Regions from separate parts of the Homo sapiens genome. Here regions 2 and 3 are each linked to region 1. Evidence: chromatin contacts called from ENCODE Hi-C or POLR2A ChIA-PET data. All regions are on one chromosome and are shown on one strand. The core of a region is the stretch at or near the end of the contact, and the rest is flanking DNA. Distances in the headings are between cores, read along the strand shown. Region 1 overlaps CD248 (CD248 molecule). Region 2 holds the start of CTSF (cathepsin F). Region 3 holds the start of DRAP1 (DR1 associated protein 1).

Region 1 (4,725 bases), core at 1,783-4,282:
CCACCTCCAGGTCCCCTGTGTCTCCTGCCCATCAAATCTCTGTGCCTGCTGCCACCCAGCCCGCAGCCCTCCCCACCCTCCTGCCCTCTCAGAGCCCCACTAACCAGACCTCACCCATCAGCCCTACACATCCCCATTCCAAAGCCCCCCAAATCCCAAGGGAAGATGGCCCCAGTCCCAAGTTGGCCCTGTGGCTGCCCTCACCAGCTCCCACAGCAGCCCCAACAGCCCTGGGGGAGGCTGGTCTTGCCGAGCACAGCCAGAGGGATGACCGGTGGCTGCTGGTGGCACTCCTGGTGCCAACGTGTGTCTTTTTGGTGGTCCTGCTTGCACTGGGCATCGTGTACTGCACCCGCTGTGGCCCCCATGCACCCAACAAGCGCATCACTGACTGCTATCGCTGGGTCATCCATGCTGGGAGCAAGAGCCCAACAGAACCCATGCCCCCCAGGGGCAGCCTCACAGGGGTGCAGACCTGCAGAACCAGCGTGTGATGGGGTGCAGACCCCCCTCATGGAGTATGGGGCGCTGGACACATGGCCGGGGCTGCACCAGGGACCCATGGGGGCTGCCCAGCTGGACAGATGGCTTCCTGCTCCCCAGGCCCAGCCAGGGTCCTCTCTCAACCACTAGACTTGGCTCTCAGGAACTCTGCTTCCTGGCCCAGCGCTCGTGACCAAGGATACACCAAAGCCCTTAAGACCTCAGGGGGCGGGTGCTGGGGTCTTCTCCAATAAATGGGGTGTCAACCTTACCCAAGGCTTCTGACCCCCACTGGTGCTTAAGGGAGGTTCTGGGAGGACTCAGCAAAAAGGAGGGGATCTTCCTTCAGTTTGTCTGAGTCCTCAAAGAGATAAGGTAAGATCCCTTTAAGGGAGGGTATGCCTCAGAGATTCTCAGGGAAGCAGGAGCCCAGAGAGGGCAGAGCCTTGCCCAAGGTCACACAGTTGAGCCCAGCAGTGGGAGGTTTGGCATGGGGAGAATTTCATATTTATTCCTTATTTTACCAAAGCTCCAAGAAGGTGGGGCTGAATCTGGGGGACGGTTGTGGAATTAGGGCATCTGCTGAACCGGACTGGGGTTTAGGGGTCAAAGTAGGCTCTGGGGCTGGTGATTCAGAGGAGTGAAGGAGGGGTCTAGTGGGTGAGTTGCTCCTTTCTTCAGACACTTCCCTTCCCATCCCTGTAAGCTTCGCGGAAGTTGGGGGCTGGGGCTCAGGGTAACTCAAGGGGACTGCCAACCCCTGGTTTGTGGGTGCTCTTGGAGGCATTCCTCCGCTTGCTCCGGGGAGGAGGCTGGGATGGGAAAGGCCGGGAACCTGGGAGAGATCCCATGCTAACTGCTTGGACAGCCGCAGGAGCAAGGCCTCCTTTTGCCAGGGCCGCACGTTGCTCTTGTCCATGTTGGCTGGGGGTGGTGGGGGACAGACAGAGCTCAGCAGACCTGAGCTTGAGCGAGGGCTCCGGCTGCTCAGGACTGAAGTGTCCCAGGAACTGGAGGGCCTGGTCAAAGATCACAGCCTGGTGGGAGTGACCTCCCTCATTTCGTGCTCACTGCCTTGGGGGGCGGGGGTGAGACCTGGGGAGGGGAGGCGCCAGTTCCCACCGCCTCTGTAATTTTTCAGTTACAGCCTCTTGGGGGCCTCTAATTAGGACGGGGCAGAGCCGCCACGACCACCCGGGCAGGCGAGGAGGAGTGGCCCAGCGCCCCCTTCGGGCCTGGACCTGAGCTGGAAGGCTGAGCTGGGCCCCAGGGAACCAGGAAAGGAGGGGCCGGAGCTGGGGATGAACCAGGGGGTCGCGGAGGGGGCGGAGGGAACGCTACGCACCGCCCCCGGTCCCCGCTCTCACGTTCCCCTAACTCAAACCAGACGTCCCCGCCAGATCCTGCACAGCTTTAACCTCGGAGACGCCGTCGGGCAGGTTTGCTGGATGCCAATGAGGGTTGCGAGGCGGCCCAGACGGCTGAGTCTGGGAAGGAGGTGAGGAAGCCTGGGGAGCGACAAGGCCTGCAGAGACGGGATGGTCTGGAGTCCCCTCCGTGACCTCGGGTAGGGATCTAGAGCGCCTCGAGGGCAGGAAACAGTTAAATACACTGCAGTCGGAGGCGGGGGATGGGAGTGGGGAAGGGGGCCCAGAGCCGGCTCTTTGTCATCTGGTAATGAGCACCAGATGCGGAGCTGCGTGCGGGCCTAAACAGACGGCCTCCCAGGGCAGAGCCCCGGCCTGCGCCCAGCCCGGGCTCAGCCCACTTACTCGCAGGCCCCGCCTCATTCGGGCGCGGCGGCGAACTGCATACTCCAGCGGTATCAGCCCGGACCTGGGAGCTACGAGCCACGCCTACTCGCTGCAGAACAGAAGAGAGCCCCCGGGAGCTCTCCAGAGGCCCCGCCCACAAAGCCACAAGCCCCGCCCCTGCCAACTCAAAGATTCCAGCAGCGATTGTGCCCGCCCCCTGCCCTCTTGGCCCCGCCCAGTCCCCCGCCCACAACCTACAAGCCCCACCTCCTCCGCTCGGCGCGCGCAGATTGGCGGAACTATTAGTCTCGGCTTCTAGGAGGTATGAACTTCGCCCCGAGTTTACACATTCTCTTCACGCGGCGCTACAGGCCCCGCCCAACACAACTGCAAGCTTCGCCTCACAGAGCCCTGGACACTGCAGGGAATCCCTCAGAGGTCTTAACTCTGTTGGGGGATGATGTAAACTCCGCCCTCCAGGGAAACGTGTGAAGTTCCCCTCAACCTCCTCTTCAGGCTCCGTCCCCAGCTACAAGCTCCGCCCCCTCTCAAGCTCACAAAAGTGGAAGAACTGCGCCCTCGTAGGACTGTCACACCTCACACATCGAGCGGAGGTAGCGGTTCACCTACACGGAGCCCCGCCCCCGGGGCCGCCCACGAAAGATGCAAGCCACGCCCCTGGGGGCCCTGGAGTCCCGCCCACCCAGAGCGCCCTGGCTGCGGCGTAGCGCACAAATACGGCTCTGCGAAGAGCGCTACCGAGCGAGCCTCTTATCGCACGCCCCGCCCACACTCAGGCTCACCCTCTTGGCGCAAGCACCGCCCACTCCACCCCTGGGTCCCTTACCACCTTCGCGATATGCCCAGATCCACCAGTCCTCCGAACCCCTCATCTCTCACCACGATGCCCTTGAACCTGGCCCTGGAGCCCTCTTCTTCCTCCACCTACGGTTTCCGTTTGTCCAGATTTCGGGTTCTCTGGGCGAGCCCGGAGACTGGGCCCGGACAGCCGGGCAGATGGCGTCGATGGGCCTTTGGCGCCACCTGGCCTCGGCCCCACGGACTTACAGCCACCGCGAGGCCTCGGTAGGGCCTCTCTCTCAAAGCGTACTAATTGCTCAGTAAATAGAAATAGCTGCTTAATTCGTTAAATGTTAGTGTTACTTAAATATCTGCCGACTCCCCCCACGGGACAGCCCATCCTTTCGCAGATGCCTTTCGTCGTATGTGGAAATTCGTCCCTAAGGGAGCTTCGCACTGGCCCTCGAGCCACCCTATGAGCTGAGCGCCCCTGACAATCTCTAAAGTGGCTGGCTGGTCGAACTCTTGCTGTCTCTCCCCGACAAATCCTTTCGCCTGGAGGGCGAAAGCATCGCCTCTCATCTGGCGGCCTAGAATTCCTAGGACCAGGTTTCCCCCGCCCCCACCTAGTGCTCCAAAGGCTAGACACCTTCCCTGGGGGCTGTGTTGCGAAGGGGTGGGTTTGGGCGGGGAAGCCCTCAATTAGGAGCTGAAGGTCGTAGTTTTTAGGGACAGTGTCTCAAGGGAGACCCTATCTCAGCTCTCATCTCTACCTCTGAAAATAACAGCCTGGAGGGCAGGAGACGCTGAAGTTCAGGGCTAGGAACCCAGTAAAATATTTTTCAAACATTAGTGGGACAGACAGGGAGCAACCCTTGAGGAGGAAGGGAGTTGACACCACTGAGCTCCAGTTGGGCCCTTTGCTTCCTGCCTTAGCTGCCAACCTTGCCCTTACCCACCTCCGGGCAAATCAGGCCTGGGGAGAGGGATACTTTCCAGACCAGGTTCCAATGCTCGTGCACTAGCCATTACAAATGTAAATAGGGTTTAGCGCTAAATACTGACGATAATAATAGTGAATGCTTGAAGCACTTCTGTTTTGTTTTTGTTTTTGTTTTTTGTTTTTGTTTTTGTTTTTTCGAGACGGAGTTTCTCTCTTGTTGCTCAGGCTGGAGTGCAATAGCGCCATCTCGGCTCACTGCAACCTCCGCCTCCCAGGTTCAAGCGATTCTCCTGCCGCAGCCTCCCAAGTAGCTGGGATTACAGGCACCCACAACCACGCCCGGCTAATTTTTGTATTTTTAATACAGACGGGGTTTCACTATGTTGGTCAGGCTGGTTTCGAACTCTTCGCCTCAGGTGATCCACCCACCTCAGCCTCCCGAAGTGCTGGGATTACAGGCATGAGCCACCATGCCCAGCCTTGAAGCACTTCTTACATGCCCGGTCCTTTTTTAAGGGCTTTACTTGGCTTAATCCATGTAAGATTCATAACAACCTCCAAGAAGTAAGTGCCGTTCTTACCACAATTTACAGAGTAGGAAGCTGAAGGCACTTGCCTAACTGCATTAAGCCATCTGCCCTAGTTGACCAACTAGTAAGTGGGGGTTTGAACCCAGGCAGATCCTGTGATCTTTACCCCCTACAGCAAAGCCAGTCCATATGTGATAGCCAAGTCTCTAATCAG
Region 2 (4,805 bases), core at 2,306-4,805, 260 kb before region 1:
GTTTTGCTCTTGTCACCCAGGTTAGAGTGCAATGGCGCAATCTCGGCTCACTGTAACCTCCGCCTCCTGGGTTCAGGTGATTCTCCTGCCTCAGCCTCCTGAGTAGCTGGGACTACAGGCATGTACCACCATGACCCACTAATTTTTTTTTTTTTTTGAGATGGAGTCTCACTCTGTTGCTCAGGCTAGAGTGCAGTGGCGCAATCTCGGCTCACTGCAACCTTCCACGTCTTGGATTCAAGCAATTCTCCTGCCTCAGCCTCCTGAGTGTCTGGGATTACAGGCTTGTGCCACCACGCCCGGCCAATTTTTGTATTTTTATTAGAGACAGGGTTTCACCATGTTGGCCAGGCTGGTCTCGAACTCCTGACTTCAGGTGATCCGCCTGCCTTGGCCTCCCAAAGTGCTGGGATTACAGGCATGAGCCACCGCGCCCAGCCGAATTTGATGTCTTATTGCTACATTCTTGAATGTACTGCAAAAAAGTCTTAAGATCTCTGGCTTTTTTTTTTTTTTTTTTTTTGGAGACAGAGTCTTGCTCTGTCACCCAGGCTGGAGTGCAGTGGCGCAATCTCGGCTCATTGCAAGCTCCGCCTCCCAGGTTCACGCCATTCTCCTGCCTCAGCCTCCCGAGTAGCTGGGACTGCAGGCGCCTGCCACCACGCCCGGCTAATTTTTTGTATTTTTAGTAGAGATGGGGTTTTACCGTGTTAGCCAGGATGGTCTCCATCTCCTGGCCTCGTGATCCACCTGCCTCGGCCTCCCAAAGTGTTGGGATTACAGGCGTGAGCCACTGCGTCCGGCCCTTTTTTTTTGTTTTTTTTGAAACAGGGTCTTGCCCTGTCACTCACGCTGTAGTGCAGTGGCATAATTATGGTTCACTGCAACCTCAACCTCCTGTGATTAAGAGATCCTCTCACTTCAGACTCCCAAGTAGCTGAGACTATAGGCGCACACCGTTATGCCTGGCTAACGTTTGTATTTTCGTAGAAATGGGGTTTTGCCATGTTGCCCAGGCTGGTCTCAAACTCCTGGGTTCAAGTGATCTTCCCAACTCTGTCTCTCAAAGTGTTGGGATTATAGGCATGAGCCACCATGCCCAGCCTAAAATCTCTGTTGTAATGTTAATGCTGGTCAGTTGTGCCTCAATTCCAAAGGGAGGAGAGTATAATGAAACATGCCTAACTTCCACTTCCCATTATGGCCTGAACTATTATCATTGTTGAGGTTAACGTTGGAATGTCTTTGACTGGGAGGAAGGGTCCATTCAGATGGTTGGAGGGGATTAGAATTTTATTTTTAATTTACAGAGGGAAGAGCATAATCAAGGAAAGATTAGTATCTGCTGCAATCCCTCAGATCCTCTCCTCTCAGACCTCAGCTGGCAACTGGAAGCATTGAGATGGCTCCACTCTGGCTCCAGCACTAATGTCTGAGTAGCTGGAATGTCACTTTGTCTCTCTAGACCTCTGCTGCTGTAGCAATTCTGGTTTGAACTAGATGATCTTGTAATTCCCAGATGGGTTCTTCCTGCCTACTGCACAAACAAAATCAATTCAGAGACCATAGCATTGCAGAAAAGAACGAGTTTAACTGACACAAGACCTGCCATGCCACACAGGAGACAGGGTTATTACTCAATCAGTCTCACTGAAGGCTTGGAGGTCGGGGTTTTTCAAAGATAGTTTGGTAGGCAGGCGGCTAGGATATGGGTGCTACTGATTGCTTGGGAATGAAATCATAGTAGTGTGGAAAATGGCCCTCCTGCACTGAGTCTGCTTCTGGGTAGGGGTCACAGGACTGGTGGAGTCACACGTCAGTGTGGGGCCATTCCATAGTCACAAATGCAAAAGCCTGGAAGAGATAGCTCAAAAGATCAGTCTTACATTCCATGATAGTGATGTTAATTACAGGAGTAACTGGCAAAGTTGCAAATCTTGTGACTTCCAGAACAATGGCTGGTAATCCTTTAACTATGCCTACATCTTAGTAGAATTCAGGCCCCTCTCATCCTCCTAACTTGGTGGCCTTTCATTAGTTTTACAAGGGTGGTTTAGTTTTCAGGAAGGCGTATTCTAATTTAAAGTATAAGCTAAATTTATCCAAAAGTTACCTTGGCCCATGCCCAGGAATGAGTGAAGACAGCCAGCCTGTGAGGCTAGAAAGCAAGATGCAGTCAGCCATGTCAGATTTCTCTTACTGTCATAATTTTGCAAAGGCAGTTTCAATTTTTTTTTTTTTTTGAGATGGAGTCTCACTGTCTTACCAGGCTGGAGTGCAATGGTGCGCTCTCAGCTCACTGCAACCTCTGACTCCCTGGTTCAAGCGATTCTCCTGCCTCAGCCTCCTGAGTAGCTGGGATTACAGGCACGTGCCACCATGCCCAGCTAATTTTTTTGTATTTTTAGTAGAGACAGGGTTTCACCATGTTGTCCAGGATGGTCTCCATCTCCTGACCTCGTGATCCGCCCACCTTGGCCTCCCAAAGTGCTGGGATTACAGGCGTGAGCCACTGCGCCCGGCCTAAAAATATTTTTAGTAGTGACGGGGTTTCACCTCGTTGGCCAGACTGGTCTCGAACTCCTGAGCTCAGGTGATCTGCCCGCCTCGGCCTCCCAAAGTGCTGGGATTACAGGCGTGAGACACTGCACCCAGCCCATCTGTCGTTCTTCTCTCTAGACTGTGAGCTCCAAGAACGCAGCACTATTCCTGTAATGCATCTGTGCATGCTTTCCCTTGGTAGACCCTGGAACACAGCAGGTGAATGCTTCAAGGGACAGTCTCAACCCTGTGCACCCTGCCTTAGTGGCTACTGAATGCTTGCATGATTGCATTTGAACCTCACAACAGCCTGAGACGCTGCCAGCACTCAAAAAATTACCTGCCATCTCGCTGTTGAGAAGAGGGGCCTGAAAGAGGCGATCAAGCTGCAAACCCAGGCTCAGAAGCCAACTGCCTGGATTTAAGTTTAGCTCAATTCCTTACCAGATATTTGGCAAGCCACTTAATATTTCTCTCTCTCTCTTTTTTGAGACGGAGTTTTGCTCTTGTCGCCTGGGCTGGAGTGCAATGGCACGATCTGAGCTCACTGCAACCTCTGCCTCCTGGGTTCAAGTGATTCTCCTGGCTCAGCCTCCCAAGTAGCTGGGATTACAGGCGCCCACCACCACGCCCAGCTCTTTTTTGTATTTTTAGTAGACACAGGGTTTCACCACGTGTGCCAGACTGGTCTCAAACTCCTGACCTCAGGTGATCCACCCGCTTTGGCCTCCTAAAGTGCTGGGATTACAGGGCTGAGTCACAGAGCCCGGCCACGCCATTTAATCTCTCCAAGCCTCGTTTCCTCCACTGTACGATGGGGATAGCACCTACTTCAGAGATTGCTACGCCGAATAAAAGGAGCTGGCATATCATGCCTAACATATAACAAGCACGTGATAGAGGTCAGTGACTAGCTTTAGCCTCAGGCCAGCAGCCTCCCGCTCTCCCTACCCTGCGCGCCCCACGTGCCTCCTGTAAACAAGAGAACGCGCAGGCGCCGCAAACCAGCGCCCATTGGTCGGCGTGCCGTCGCCCCGCTGGAGGGAGGACTCAGGCCCCGCTGGCCGCGGGCTCGGTACCCGGTGGGTCGGTGGAGCGTCTGTTGGGTCCGGGCCGCCGGCTTCGCCCTCGCCATGGCGCCCTGGCTGCAGCTCCTGTCGCTGCTGGGGCTGCTCCCGGGCGCAGTGGCCGCCCCCGCCCAGCCCCGAGCCGCCAGCTTTCAGGCCTGGGGGCCGCCGTCCCCGGAGCTGCTGGCGCCCACCCGCTTCGCGCTGGAGATGTTCAACCGCGGCCGGGCTGCGGGGACGCGGGCCGTGCTGGGCCTTGTGCGCGGCCGCGTCCGCCGGGTGAGGACGCGCCGGGGGCGGGGGCGCCAGGCCCGGGTCCAAGGGATAGGAGCTTTGACCTAACATTGGGATGGGGCCTGCCCGCTGGACGAACCGATCTCTGGTGATGGGGAATGGGCAGCGCCGCACGGGCGGGGCCTTGGGCGCCGTCAAGGGCCGACTGTGCCCGCCTCACCTACTCCTCTCTCCAGGCGGGTCAGGGGTCGCTGTACTCCCTGGAGGCCACCCTGGAGGAGCCACCCTGCAACGACCCCATGGTGTGCCGGCTCCCCGTGTCCAAGAAAACCCTGGTGAGTGATGAGGCTCTTGGGGTTCCCCGCCCCGAGGCCGAGTAAAGCAGCAGTTGGATGATGACGGGTCAGGTCAAGACGCAGGGATCTGAGGTAGCTGCTGCCCCACCTTGAGCCACTTCCCAGGCCCCGAGGGCTGGAAACCAAGATGCTATGAAGGGGAGGATGCCCCGGTGCAGGCCGTGCCTCACTGTCCACTGTGATGGGGTGATTGCCTTAGGGGTGGCTCTCATCTGAGGAGCCTCCAGCTCCATCTTGGCCAGATCTTGCTCCCCAGATCCAGATCCAGGCCCCCAGAGCAGCTTCTTCCTCTCCCTCCAGCTCTGCAGCTTCCAAGTCCTGGATGAGCTCGGAAGACACGTGCTGCTGCGGAAGGACTGTGGCCCAGTGGACACCAAGGTTCCAGGTGCTGGGGAGCCCAAGTCAGCCTTCACTCAGGGCTCAGCCATGATTTCTTCTCTGTCCCAAAACCATCCAGACAACAGAAACGAGACTTTCAGCTCAGTCATTTCCCTGTTGAATGAGGATCCCCTGTCCCAGGTGAGGAGCCCTCAGCTTGAGGAGCCCTCAGCTTGAGGAGCCAGCCGCTGCCTCATCACCCTTCTCCCTTCCCTCTGGAGTGGGTTTC
Region 3 (4,415 bases), core at 769-3,268, 390 kb after region 1:
AGAAGGCGCTAGGAGTCGTAATCTTCTTCGTCCTCTTCATCAGGTGCTGAGGGGCCCGGGGGCGCTGGGGGCAAAGGCAGAGTAGAGGCGAAGGGCAGGAAGGGTGTCGGGGGGCTGCAGGGCAGAAGGCAGGAGAGAGTCAGGCCTGAGCCCCACCGTGCCCTCCACAGGGGCAGCTGCCAAGACCCTCCCTCCCCCATCTGACCCTCCCACCACCACCCTCCAGATCCATGCGGCCAAGGCCCAGGGCAGCTCACGCAGGGCAGGCCCAGGCCCCACCCACGGGCCCTGGCAGGGTGGAGCAGGATCTTTCGGGAGAACAGTCTCCTGCCTTCAAGCCCTCCTCAGTTATTCTCCTTCCACCCCACAAATCTGCCACAATCAACAAGACCAAGGGGCCAGGGAGAACAAGAGGGGTAAGTTGGCTCTGGGGAGTCTGCCAGCACCCTCCCATGCCTCTGGGCTGCTCACCTCTGAAAGTGGGCAGAGGGGTGGCTGGCCTGGGGTGGGGGTTGTGATGTCTCCTCTTCCCCATCAGTATCTGTGTCCTCAGATTCATCCTGTGAGCACCGCAGAGGTCAGAGTTGACAAGAAAAGACACGAACCCATCACTGGGAGTGGCAGGGACAGCAGTAGACCCTCATAGCCCCAATTTACAAATAAACCAGTGAGCAAACAGGTTGCAGAAAAGGATGAGAGCTGGCCTCCTGCCAGTTCAGCCTGGGGCGAGGCTGCCTGTCCCATCACCAAGGGCAGGGCGAAGGGCTGGGGCCTCACTCACCTCCTGCTCCGAGTCTGTCCCGGACAGCTTCTTGTCCTTGCTTTTCGTTCCCATCCCACCGTTCTTCCGGCCGCCGCTGCCTGGCTTCCGGCCCCTTTGGGAAGGTACAGTCCATCTGCCCGGAGTGCTCCCTACTCCTTGGCCACCCCCAAGCCCTGTGGCCTTGGCCTTCCCCACTGTATGCCAGGCCCTGGCCCCACCTGCGGGCGCCCTTGTCCCCATCCATGTGGTTGTCTTCCCCGTCCCCCTGCATGTCGGGAACAGATGCCACCAGGTCCTTCAAGAAGTCAAACTGCTGCTCCAGCTCGATGCACTGCTTCCTGGAAGAGGTGAGGAGGGGCTGGCACTCAAGAGGGGCCCAGACACCCAAACCCGCAGTGGGTGGCAGCAAGGGGCCCCAGATGTCAGGCTGGAGCCCGGGCCGATCTCCGCTCCCGGGCCTGCCCTGCTTTACTCAGGTGGCTCCCTCTGCCTGGAAGCCCAGCCTCTCCTCTGCCAGTCTGTGGCCTTGCTGGTGTCCCGGCTGCCGCCCACCTCCCTCGCCACCCAGGCTCTGCCTTCCTCAGTGTGTGAACTCCCCGCGCCAAACCCGCCGGCCCCTCCCGGCTCCTCGCCGCTCACAGGTGGGATGTGGTCATGGTCTTCGCGTTCCGCGACTGGGTCACCTGGCAGGCCTTCTTCAACAGCGACTCTAGGAAGAGCTCGAGCGCCCGGGCTGAGGAGCGTCAAGGAGAACTCCGGGGCAGGAGAGGGCGACCCGCTGCCTCCCTCCCCCACGCCCCTCGACCCGGTCCGCCCCCGGCAGGATACAGATGATGACAGGCACCGCCGCCGCCACCTTCCCAATCTCTTCGTCCGTCTGCATGATCTTCTTGATCCGCGCCTGCGGGTGGGGGAGCAGAGTTCAGACCCCGTCGCCACCGTCCCCTAAGGGGGTGCTGGGGGAGGAAGGGGCATCCCCGGAGAAAGGGGGCGGGGGACACGGACGCGGGGAGGGCATGGAGGGGGCGGGGCGTCCAGGCCCCCGAACACCGCGGCGCGCCCGCCTGCCCAGCGGGAACTGGGCCCAAGCCACCCGGGAGCCGGGCCCACTCCTGCCGGGCTCTGCCACGTGCTCACCGGCGGGAACCGCGCGTTGTACTTCTTCTTCTTGCTCGGCATCTCGGGGCCTCTCTCGCCGCGTCGGGTCCAGCGCCGCCGCCCGCAGCCTCCCGGCTCCCGGGCCTGCTCGCCGCCCGCCCGTCGCGGTTCCCCTGGGTCCTGGTGCCGCCCGCTCCGCCCCCGCCGTTTCCCGCGGAGTCCTAGCGCCGCCGGTTAAGACGCCGCTCGCAGGGCCCTAGTGCCCTCCTCTTGAAGCCTCCTGGCCGGTGCGCGTCCCTCCCCAGTCTGGACCGCCGCTCCCGCCCGCCCCCAAGGCCAGAAGAGCGAACGTTGGCCCCGCCCCCCGCGGCCCGCCCCTCCCGGGGTTCCCGCGATGGCCCCGCCCCCGAGTCAGCACCTCCCCGTCGGCCCCGCCCCTTCCCCTGCCGGCCCCGCCCCACAGCGCGGCCGCTGCGGCCGCTGAGGCCCGCGGCTCCGCCCTGTGGCTGCGCCTGTCTATAAAGTTGTTGTTGAGGTGGCGCGGCGCTAAGATGGCGGCGGCGGCGGCGGCGGCCGTGGCGGGGGTGGGGCGCGGTGGCGGTGGCGCGGAGCCACGGCAGGAGCGGAGCCGGGCCCGGGGCTGGGCCGGCGTCGAACGCAGCGAAGGCCGGAGGTGACTGCGGGCGGCGGGAGGGGCAGGGCAGGGCCGGGGCGGGAGCACAGCTCGGGCCCGTGGGCGTTAATGGCGGCGGGCGCGGCACGGCCGGAGCCTGGCTCTCCTGCAGGCTCTAACAAGCCCTGGTTCGAGTCTGGGAACCGCCCCATTGGCCTCGGAACGGCCTGTAACCTCTCTGGACTTCAGCGTCCTCGTCTGTAAGTGGGCCCGATAACGCCTGCCTGGGAGGCCTGGCCTTACAGAGCCGGCCTCGGGAGCTGCGCGAACGTGCGCTTCTTTGCGTTCCTCTATTAAATGCCAGCGCACCGGATACCTGCCAGGAAAAGGGGGCCTTGGCAGGGCCGGGAGGTGTAGCTGGGGCTGGTTGCTCCCACGCCTGGATTCACCCTTCGGCCCTGCCACGCACTGCAGGTGTGACCTTGGGCAAGTCCTTTTTCTCAGCCTCAGTTTCCTTTTCTGTAAGTCAAGGAGAATAGTAATAACTGCAGCAACCCTTCTGGAGCGCTGACTCCTCAGGCATCTAATTTTCATAGCAGATCTACGGGACAGGAACAGTTGTTATCCCATTGTAAAGATGAGGCAACTGAGGCGCATCGACAGTAACTCTTACTCAAGGCCACAGTTTAATCCAGTGCCTGGCATCTGTAGTTATTGTCTCAGACCCTGCCCTGACTCGGTTCCCTCACAGCAGGATGGAACCAGGTGAGGAGCTGGAAGAGGAGGGCTCTCCAGGTGGCCGTGAGGATGGCTTCACCGCCGAGCACCTGGCTGCAGAGGCCATGGCAGCTGACATGGACCCCTGGCTAGTGTTTGATGCCCGCACAACGCCTGCCACTGAGCTGGATGCCTGGCTGGCCAAGTACCCACCATCCCAAGTTACCCGCTATGGGGACCCCGGTTCACCCAACTCAGAGCCTGTGGGCTGGATTGCAGTGTATGGGCAGGGCTACAGCCCCAACTCCGGGGACGTGCAGGGCCTGCAGGCAGCCTGGGAAGCTCTGCAGACCAGTGGGCGGCCCATCACACCGGGTACCCTGCGCCAGCTCGCCATCACCCACCACGTGCTCTCGGGCAAGTGGCTTATGCATCTGGCACCGGGCTTCAAGCTGGACCACGCCTGGGCTGGCATTGCCCGGGCCGTGGTTGAAGGCCAGCTTCAGGTGGCCAAGGTGAGCCCACGTGCCAAGGAGGGTGGGCGCCAGGTCATCTGTGTTTACACGGACGACTTCACGGACCGCTTGGGTGTACTGGAGGCGGATTCAGCCATCCGTGCAGCGGGCATTAAGTGCCTGCTCACCTACAAGCCTGATGTCTACACCTACCTGGGCATCTACCGGGCCAATCGCTGGCACCTCTGCCCCACTCTCTATGAGAGCCGTTTCCAGCTTGGGGGTAGTGCCCGTGGCTCCCGAGTGCTTGACCGTGCCAACAACGTGGAACTGACCTAGGGGGGCCAAATTGGGGAGACTGCCCACTCCCCCCTCCATGCTGGGGTTGGATCCTCCTGTCTTCCTCCTTGTCCTATGAAGGCCACACCCCCCAGCTCTGGGGACTCCTAGGTCACTTGGGAACTACCTGCATCTTCAGTCCCCTTGAACTTCTGCCCTCTGTTCAGGGCTGACACAAGCCCCACAGGCTGGGGGGCTCCGGTTCCCTGAGGGATGAGCCTTCAGCCTCCCTTTGTAATGCTGCTCCTCTCCACTGCCCAGCACCATGAGTTGGGTGCAGACACCTAGAAGGAGAGACTTCTTGGAACGCTCATCCCCCGCTATACCTCCCCTTCCTCCTGCATCTCCCCTTCTTTCCTTCCCCCTCAGGAGAGAGAAAACTTAGTGCTTCCAGCCCTTCTTGGAGCCTTCATGGTCCAGGGGTAGGGGC

The links. Hi-C counts contacts between places; a loop is a spot of excess contacts on that map. ChIA-PET counts read pairs that join two places held with the same protein, here RNA polymerase II (POLR2A). Pooled maps may share reads with other maps.
Region 2: a loop to region 1 is called in a pooled map, with 5 times the contacts of the local background. The contact joins the promoter of CTSF here to the enhancer-like site in region 1. A Hi-C loop is called at or near these places in 4 of 50 pooled maps. POLR2A ChIA-PET finds 5 or more read pairs at or near these places in 2 of 52 experiments (H1 and WTC11).
Region 3: a loop to region 1 is called in a map with no recorded cell type, with 12 times the contacts of the local background. The contact joins the promoter of DRAP1 here to the enhancer-like site in region 1. A Hi-C loop is called at or near these places in 2 of 37 single-sample maps with no recorded cell type and 8 of 50 pooled maps.

The regions. Positions count from the first base shown.
Region 1 is chr11:66,310,523-66,315,247 of GRCh38, reverse strand. It overlaps CD248 (CD248 molecule), which reads left to right. Exons shown (of 1, transcript NM_020404.3): 1 at 1-754. The coding sequence ends at 494. Among named protein-coding and RNA genes, the nearest start is that of CD248, 4.2 kb to the left of the region's middle. RefSeq lists a silencer at 2,798-3,047. Within about 2 kb of position 3,032, at least 39 of the 41 ENCODE cell types and tissues checked have a DNase peak (open chromatin) inside an H3K27ac peak, as active enhancers do.
Region 2 is chr11:66,567,356-66,572,160 of GRCh38, reverse strand. It overlaps CTSF (cathepsin F), which reads left to right and starts at 3,555. Exons shown (of 13, transcript NM_003793.4): 1 at 3,555-3,887; 2 at 4,079-4,177; 3 at 4,499-4,717. The coding sequence starts at 3,675. RefSeq lists silencers at 1,769-2,063, 3,437-3,506.
Region 3 is chr11:65,917,029-65,921,443 of GRCh38, reverse strand. It overlaps DRAP1 (DR1 associated protein 1), which reads right to left and starts at 2,018. Exons shown (of 7, transcript NM_006442.4): 1 at 1,901-2,018; 2 at 1,592-1,664; 3 at 1,403-1,496; 4 at 982-1,101; 5 at 782-875; 6 at 472-560; 7 at 1-114. The coding sequence starts at 1,942. The coding sequence ends at 9. It overlaps C11orf68 (chromosome 11 open reading frame 68), which reads left to right and starts at 2,382. Exons shown (of 2, transcript NM_001135635.2): 1 at 2,382-2,534; 2 at 3,226-4,415. The coding sequence starts at 2,413. The coding sequence ends at 3,985. RefSeq lists enhancers at 1,425-2,345, 2,346-3,265 and a silencer at 1,559-2,628.